2 separate regions of the Homo sapiens genome follow, and region 1 is linked to region 2. The links are chromatin contacts, found by Hi-C or POLR2A ChIA-PET in ENCODE. All regions are on one chromosome and are shown on one strand. Each heading gives the region's core, a stretch centred on a gene start or an enhancer-like site at or near the end of the contact. The rest is flanking DNA. Distances are from core to core; before and after follow the strand shown. Region 1 overlaps THSD4 (thrombospondin type 1 domain containing 4). Region 2 overlaps THSD4 (thrombospondin type 1 domain containing 4).

What was found. A loop is a pair of places that touch in the nucleus more often than their neighbours do. ChIA-PET counts read pairs that join two places held with the same protein, here RNA polymerase II (POLR2A). Pooled maps may share reads with other maps.
Region 1: a loop to region 2 is called in a map of Calu3, with 12 times the contacts of the local background. The contact joins two enhancer-like sites. A Hi-C loop is called at or near these places in 1 of 168 maps with a recorded cell type or tissue (Calu3), 1 of 37 single-sample maps with no recorded cell type and 3 of 50 pooled maps. POLR2A ChIA-PET finds 5 or more read pairs at or near these places in 2 of 52 experiments (activated CD4-positive, alpha-beta T cell and activated T-cell).

The regions. Positions count from the first base shown.
Region 1 is chr15:71,442,352-71,446,729 of GRCh38, reverse strand. The region is part of intron 7 of THSD4 (thrombospondin type 1 domain containing 4); the gene reads right to left. Among named protein-coding and RNA genes, the nearest start is that of THSD4-AS2, 250 kb to the left of the region's middle. Within about 2 kb of position 1,334, at least 3 of the 41 ENCODE cell types and tissues checked have a DNase peak (open chromatin) inside an H3K27ac peak, as active enhancers do.
Region 2 is chr15:71,409,801-71,414,164 of GRCh38, reverse strand. THSD4 (thrombospondin type 1 domain containing 4) reads right to left here. Exons shown (of 18, transcript NM_024817.3): 7 at 2,342-2,478. Among named protein-coding and RNA genes, the nearest start is that of THSD4-AS1, 220 kb to the right of the region's middle. Within about 2 kb of position 2,147, at least 11 of the 41 ENCODE cell types and tissues checked have a DNase peak (open chromatin) inside an H3K27ac peak, as active enhancers do.

The DNA of each region.
Region 1 (4,378 bases), core at 85-2,584, 33 kb before region 2:
GAGAAAAAATGAAGAGAAACTTGTCCTTGATGACACTACCGAATTGCTGCCATTAATCAGCCCTAGAACCACCAGACACCCATCTTTATGTGCTTAAACTCTTAGTGTTTAAGCCTTTGCATTGGATTTTCTGTTACCTGCAGCCAAAAATATCCTGCTATGTAAGGCATTCTAGGCAGAAGCAGCAGAATATACTAAAGCACTGAGAAAAATGACAAAAGATGACTTGTTTGGAAAACTAGAGGTATTCAAGACCAACGTATAAGGTAAGATAGTAGTGTGATAAAACAACACTGTAGAACTAAACAGAGACCTAAAGACCGTGGAGGAATTACTGGAAGTTTTACAGGAGAGTGACACATTTTGATTCCTATTTTACAAGACGACACTGGCAATTCTGTATAAGAAAGGGCAATGCTAAATAAAGGAAGACCATTAAAGTGGTTGCTATACTTATCTACACAACTAATGATGAAGGTTTAAAGAAAGGAAGTGATGGCGGGAAGAAGAACAAAGAACAAAGTAGAGAGAACTACTAAGGAGGTAGTTTCCTTGGGACAGTTTCACTATGGGATAGAGTCAGGGGATGGAAAGCGGAATTGATATTGACATTTATATTTCTGGCCTGGGTGATTAGTTAGATGTTGTTCATGGAGATACAGAAGAAAGTATCCAAAGTTATTTTCTTTTGGGAGAGTTGAAGGAAATAAATTCAGTCTTAATTATCTCAAGGTTTGAAGTCCCTGTTAGACAATTAGGCAGAGCGATCTTGCAACTGCATTTTGCTAAATGGTGTAAAACATGGACTCATCTCCACAATTAAGCTCAGCAAAATTTGTCCCATGCTTAATGCTTTGATGTACAAAAAAAGCAAAGCACATCGTAAGGATTTCATATCCCGTCATGGATAACATTTGAATTCTACAACCTTGAAAAGAACTTTCTGAGCCATTAGCCATGAAGATAAATCATCACCTCTTTCCAGTCAGCCAAAACAGTGGTCCTAACCAATGCTTTGAATTTCAGACTTGGGTACTCAGCTGTCTACTTTAGATCACAATTTGGAAATGATGGGAAGGATCATCTGAGAAAACAGAGAACCTCCTGTCAATCAAGATGACGGGGAACAGAACATTGACTTTGCTGGTGCTTCTGTAAATGTGACACATCTGCACTCTGAGGTTGTGAGATGAGGGGATATCCAGGTAACACCTGGTGAAGAATGAACATATGGTATGATATCAGCAGCTCCAGATGAACAGTGTTGCTCCCATGGTGATCTCATGACTGGTTAAATAATAGATGGATTTGTTCATTTGAACAAACATCTTTTGAGTAAGTATTATGCGCTGACTCACTGTGCTAGATAGTGGAGGATCAAAGATGAGTAAGACAAGGTTTGTTCCTAGTTTAGGATTTTTCTGTGCATCTGTGGGGAGGTAGATACGTAAATCAAAAAGGGCAATAAAGAATGATGGGTGTCTTAAAAGAGGTCTATTTGGGGCACGACAGGGAGAGGAAGCCACCCTCTCTGGGGACCAAGAGTAACAGCACTATAGAAGAAATGACACCGAAGCTGTGTCTTGCCAGGTGAACAGCTATTTGCCATGTGTACAGATAGGAAAAGGTATTCCCCATAGAAAAACAAGTAGGGACAGAGCCCAGAGGCATGGCCTATTCAGAGAGCTGTACGTGGTTTGGTATGGTTGGAATGTTTGCTTTAAGAATGGAGAGGTAGGCAGGGGCTAGATCATGGAACATACTGAATGCCATGCTAAGGAATTTGGACTTTTATCTGTGGACAATGGGGAGAGGTAGAGTGGGCACAGAGGCAGGGGAATAATTTATATTTTAGAATCCCTCTGACGGTAAAATGAAAGCTCACCTGAAAAAGAATAAGAAAAGGAAGGAAGACTAGTTAGTAGACCACTGCAATGGTCCAAAGAAGATGATGTGAAATGAAGCTCTTCTGAGACTTCAAGAATAAATAGAACTGGGTCACCAATGATCATGGAGAGGTGGGAATGAAGAAGGCATCCAGCTGGTCTGTCATGGGGACTCATTGAGTGGAGGTGTCACTCACCAAAATCAGAAACCCAAGAGCGTGCACAAGGGAGGAAGAAAATATAATGAGCTCAGGTTTAGTCACGTGCAGCGTGAGGTGCTGTGAGATGTGTGGGTAGAAATGGAAAGCAGTGAATTAGCAGATGAGTCTGGTGCTCAGGAGAGAGGCATGGGCTACAGACGACACATGGATTCTCTTGGTATATTTCTGTCTTCTGACTAAGAGTTACATTGACATGTGACTGGACAAGATTAACAATGACACCAGTGGCTGTAGAAGAGACGGCATCAGTCTGGGACTCTTCAGGTGGACCCCATGCTTTAGAATTCTCCACTGAGTTCTTCAGAATTTGTGATTTGCAATATCTTAGATGGAAGGGATCTAGCAGTGATCCTGTCCAAATCTGCACTTAGTGTAAACATCCCTTTTTGGCACCAGTTTCTCCAGCTTACCAGTTTGTCCACACTCAACCCAAATACCTCTCTGCGTGCCTGTCCACCCAGCAACCCACCATTCATCATGCATTTATTAAGCACTTGCACCGTTTTAACAGGGAAGGTGTTATAACAAGGAATAGGCCATTCATTGTGGGGAAGTTCTAGTTCTTAGGAACTTTTTTTTAAATGCAGACAAAAGGTCTATTAGATCAGAAAGGACCACCTCAGCCTTGGATAACCATGAGACAGACAGATTTTCCACTGAGAAGCAGCACCTATGCTTTAGCAGTGTGGCTGTCTTTACTTCTAGGATTTGCCTCAGGGCCTTTCTTAAAATGAAATGAGATAACATAAAACAGAAGCATTTGAAGAGTATTTGTTATGCACCTTTGCTTTAGTTTTGAAATTCTATTTTCCCATTGTGCTTTCATTCAATATAGAGCTTAACAGCTGAAGCAATGTATGTTGTAGAGGGAATGGGGTCAGGATACAGCTTTGAACATGCACCTTTTATGCTTTTCAAAAAGCGCAACGTGGAAATTTTTTAACGAGTGATCTGGGATGCTGCGGTTCTGCAAATGCCCAGCAGGGGGACCTGGAAGGGACAACATACAGGTTTGCTGTGTTTTTTGTTTTGTTTTGCCTCTGAACTTAACATGTATTTTCAAAGGGCTGTTTCAATGCTTCCTCTTTGCAAAATTCGATGTTCTCCCTCCTTACTCTAAATTCAGAAATACACTGTAGCTTCCAAACAACATCAGGTGGGGTGCTCATATATACATAGAGAGAGAGAGGGATCTGTTTTTCTTTTAATTACAGGTTGGACATCAGTCGATAGAAGCCAAGTTGGGTAAAAAGACCTGCAGAGAGAAAGGATAGCTTCACCTTTCGGTCACAAACAGCATTTATGAGCAACCAGAGCAACCCAGGGAGGCCAGAGAAGGGGAGAGCCTAGGCCAATCTCCCTAAAAAGGAATGCTTTGAATGTAAAAAGAAAAATCCTTAACATTTTTCCTCCTCCAACTTTGTATTTGGAAAGATTTCACACCTAAAGAAAAAGTTGCAAGAATAGTTCAACCAACATTCATGTACCCTTCACCTAGATTCAGTGAACATTTTGCCACACTTGTTTCACTGTCTCTCTGCTCCCCTCTTTCTCCCCCTTTCTCTTGTATTTTTAGTGTATTCATAATTCTTTCAACATTTCTTAAGTACCTAATCTTCCTGGGTCTGCCCTCAAGGGGCTCATGGTTTATCGGAGGGTTCGATGCATAAACAGTCTAGCAAGAACAAGAAGGTGTCAAGCACAAGGGACTATGGGGACTGGAAACACAGTAAAAGGAGCAACGATGCCTGCCAGAATCAGAGATTGCTCTACCAAAGGTGACCTATGTGGGTACATAAGGGAAGAAAAAGATTTCCAGGCAGAGGGAACAGCCTATACCAAAGCAAAGAGGAAGCAGAGTCATGTGTCTGAGTTTTGTTTGTCCTGTTTTGAAACTTCTGCTTTCATCTCCTCCCTTCATATATATATATATATATATATATATATATATATATATATATACACACACACACACACATATACACACACATACATATATATATACACACACACACACACACATATATATATATATATATATATTTTTTTTTTTTGAGATGGAGTTTTGCTCTGTTGCCCAGGCTGGAGTGTAGTGGTGTGGTCTCGGCTCGCTGCAACCTCTGCCTCCCGGGTTCAAGCGATTCTTCTGCCTCAGCCTCCCAAGTAGCTGGGATTACAGGTATGTGCCACCACGCCCAGCTAATTTTTGTATTTTTAGTAGAGACAGGGTTTCACCATGTTGGCCAGGCTGGTCTTGAACTCCTGACCTCA
Region 2 (4,364 bases), core at 898-3,397:
TAGATGATGTACAGAAGCACAGAGAGCTTAAGTAACTTTTGCAAAATCACACAGTAAATCTGTGGAAGAGGCATGACTTGAACCCAGGCAATCCGACTTCGGAGGGCAGGTTTGTAACCATTATACTCTACCATTACATTCACCATTCCTCAACAGTGTGCACCTGTATTCAGGAAATGAAACAGTTGCTTTGGAATCTGAAAGATAAAGCTAGATTGCTATCAGGCCCATCATTTTAGTTCAGTAACATTTAGAAGCAGGGAACATTAAAGCTGGAGATCACAAAACTCTCAGAGAATGCCCTTAAGTATTTTCTGAGGACACTGAAGCTCAGAGAGGATGTGTGAAAACCAGTGGTTTTTCCAAAGGAGCAGAAAACTGGAGGCTATGATGTTTCCCATGATGTTTCCTGCCTCTTCTGTACCGCATCCTAATTCTTTCAGGGTTTGCTCTTCCAAAGATACTTCATACACATCAGATATCAAGTGACACCTTGTTCCTTTCTTAACTTGCATTCAAAATGTGAGAACAAAATCCTGTCATTTGCAATAGCATGGATAGAACTGAAGGACATTCTGTCAACTGAAATAAGCCAGGCATACAAAGACAAATATCACGTTTTCACTCACATGTGGGAGCTAAAAAAACCAAAATTGAACTCCTGAAGACTGAGAGTGAAATGCCGGTTGCCAGAGACTGGAAAGGGTAGTAGGGATGGGATTATAAAGTGAGGATGGTTAATGGGCAAAAAAATACAGTTAGAATGAATAAGATCAAGTGTTTGGTAGCACAATAGGGTGACTATAGCTAATAATAATTTATTGTATATTTTAAGAAAACTAAAAGAGTAGAAGCTGGGTGCGGTGGCTCACGCCTGTAAACCCAACACTTTAGGAGGCCAAGGCAGGTGGATCACTTGAGGTCAGGGGTTCAAGACCAGCCTGGCCAACATGGTGAAACCCCGTCTGTATTAAAAATACAAAAAATTAGTTGGGCATGGTGGCGTGAGCCTGTAATCCCAGCTACTCAGGAGGTTGAGGCAGGAGAATCCCTTGAACCTAGGAGGCAGAGGTTGCAGTGAGCTGAGATTGTGCCACTGCACTCCAGCCTGGGCAACAAGAGTGAAACTCCATCTCAAAAAAATAAATAAAGTAAAATAAAATAAAATAAAAGAGTAGCACTGGAATGTTCCTAATACAAAGAAATGCTAAAAACTTGAGGTGACGGATACCCCAGTTACCCAGATTTGATCATTACACACTGTATGTCTGTATCAAAATATCACATATACCTCATAAATATATACATCCATTATGTACTCATAATAATTAAAAATATACTTTTTAAAAATCTGAGAATATCAATCCTGCTTTATGTTATTTTGCATCCTATCTGAAACCTCCTCATTCAAAATGTTGTTGGTGGGGGGGTAGGTTGTGCTCACAAATAACACCTCAATATCCCTAATATTAAACACTGTAGCAAGTTATATTCAAACTATAATAGGAACTTCCAGGTGTCATAGCCAAAGAGCTCTTCCTGTGATTAAAATCGGTCTGCCAGCTAGCTATAGAGTGCTAATTAAGAGAGACTCTTCGTTTGGGCTCCAGAGTCATTTACCTGCTAAATCTTAGCTCCATGAATACATACGTAGATGAAAGGAGGGTAGAAGTCCAAGCGCAAATTAATGTAGCTACGGAATTTGTGCCATTTCATCTAAGATGCCTATTTTTAACCAAATGGTGCTTTCTGTCAACACTGAGCATCCCACAAGGATTCTCTGAAGCCCAGAATGTTTGCAGAACGCCAGGCGGGGTGTTCCTGGAACAGACTTCAGAAGCCTAAGGAGGTTGAAAACTTCCTGTTTAAAGTACAACTTCTGCTATAAAAGGCATGAAACAACTTTCCTTTGGAAGCCTGCCCCTTCTGGGGAGAGGCAAGATAAAATATGCCATTCCCTTAAAATGCCACCCTCATGACGCCAACCAATTCTTGATTAAACCAGCAGTGCCCTTTCCATAACCTCCGTTTCACAGGCAAAGAAGGAGCTCCAGATCCAACTCGCAAAGATTGCTGTGTCCCTTGTGAAGCATGTGGTGTCAACATAAATCACTTAATAATGGGAATGCTAGAGTGGGACCTGGTGACGCCCAAAGATCAAAAGCACAGTCAGGGCTGACCAAGCAGCCCCATCTCAGCCCACTCCTCCCAGAGCGCATGGTTGAGTGGCCCTGACGTGGGCTGGGGGGAGCTAGCAGCCTAGTCTCTCCCTGGAAAACAATGGAGTCAGCAGTCACAGATCAAACACCTTAAGAATTCACCCCAGTTCGGGGGCACTTACCTTGCACTGCCCAGACACACAGATGGCCGTGCCGTTCTGGTCACAGGGGGTGCCATCGATGACTTTCTCAGCTTGCCGTACATAGAAGCGGTAGCCCATTGCCTGGCAGTTCAACTCACATTTGCGATTGCCTTTTACTACCAAAGTAAAATGAAATAAAATAAAATAAAGATAAGGTATAAGCAATATCATCTCTGTGGAATCAGCACCTTTTTTCTTCCTATAATTTTTATTGAGAAAAATTTGTATAACACAAAATTAAGCATTTTAACCAACTATACAGTTCAATAAGTCTTCGTATATTCATAAGGTTGTGTGTCCAACCGCAACCATTATATAATTCCAGAACATTTCCATCAGCTCAAAAAGAAGCCCTGTGCCTGTGAGCTGTCATTTCAATTCCTCACTCCCCCTAGATCTTGGCAACCACCAATCTACTTTCTGTCTCTATTGATCTGCCTATTCTAGACATTTCATAATCACACACTTTTTAAAAGTGCATTAAAGTTATCAGCTCTCCCCATATTTGATGATAGAGGGAAGGGATTGTATCTTGATCTATTTGCATATAGTAGTGATACAGTGCTGAGTGAATATTATAAAGGAATTCTCAAAGACTCGCCATGCAAATAACAGATTCTACTTTTAGACATCCTCCCACGCTTTGCCATTGTCATAATTAATTACGTTGGTGCAAAAGTAACTGCACAATTACTTTTGCACCAACCTAAATATATTTCATATATCAGCAATCACAGTGAGCACATAATTTTTATGTTTACAAGTCTCACTCTGTAACCCAGGCTGGAGCGCAGTGGTGCAATCTTGGCTCACAGCAACCTCCGCCTCCCGGGTTCAAGTGATTCTCCTGCCTCAGCCTCCCAAGTAGCTGGGATTACAGGTAACTGCCAACACAGCCAGCTAATTTTGTGTGTGTGTGTGTGTGTATTTTTTAGTAGTGACAGGGTTTCACCATGTTGGCCAGGCCAGTCTTGAACTCCTGACCTCAAGTGATTCGCCCACCTCGGCCTCCCAAAGTGCTGGGATTACAGGCATGAGCCACCACACCTGGCCATATTCTGCTTTTTAAACTTAATATCTACGCAGTTATATCATCTGTATGCCTTTTTAAATGGCCGCAGCTTCCTGTAATAATTCCTCCATTATGAGGTATTTAAGTGGCTTCTCTGTCACTCTAGGTTGAAGTTCAAAGTCCTAAGCAAGGGATAAAACCTCTTTCAAGAGCGGAACCTCGCCTACCTTTATAGCCTCATTTCCTCCTGTTCTTCCTTAAATCCCATTCCTAAATACACAGTCTACACACAACTAAGCACTCCCTCTCTCTAGCCGTTGCTTAACTGTTCCTTCCCTCACTTGGCTGGCCTGCATTTGTACTTCGCTTGCATTTCCAGGTCACCTCCTCAGGAAGCCCTCCATGGATCTGGATCCCACCTCTACTTCTGCCCCCTCTCAGGTTGATGTGGCCTCCTCTATTTCAGGGTTAACCATGCTGTATTGCAGTGTGGTTTTGCGAGAATACAGGATGTCTCTGTCTTATTCACTTTTGTATCCCAGGAACCCAGCACAGAGCTTGGCGCATAGTAAATGCTAAACAAATCTCTGAGGAATGAAACAAGGGATGGATAAATGAATATCGGCCTTTTCTCCCCCTTGTCTTTCTCTCCCCTCCTCCTGCTAGATATATTTCCCTACCTCAGAGTCTTTCTGTACATTTCTATCACTTCACACCAAGCCTGGCACACAGAGGGTGCTCAGTAAATGCTAAATTAATTACTGCTACAAGGAACATCTCAGAACAATTTAGTTGCTTCCAAAATAAGAATGAAAATAAATTTCAGGCAAGATATATTTCTATATCCAAAAGAAACAGACAAGATAAGTACACACTGTATGTAAAAAAAACAAAAAAAAAAAAACTGTTTTGGAGACAAGACTAATGCTGTGCTCAGCCATAGACAGCCTAGAACAGGCTGTCTAAAAATCAGATTACCTGACTGGGTAA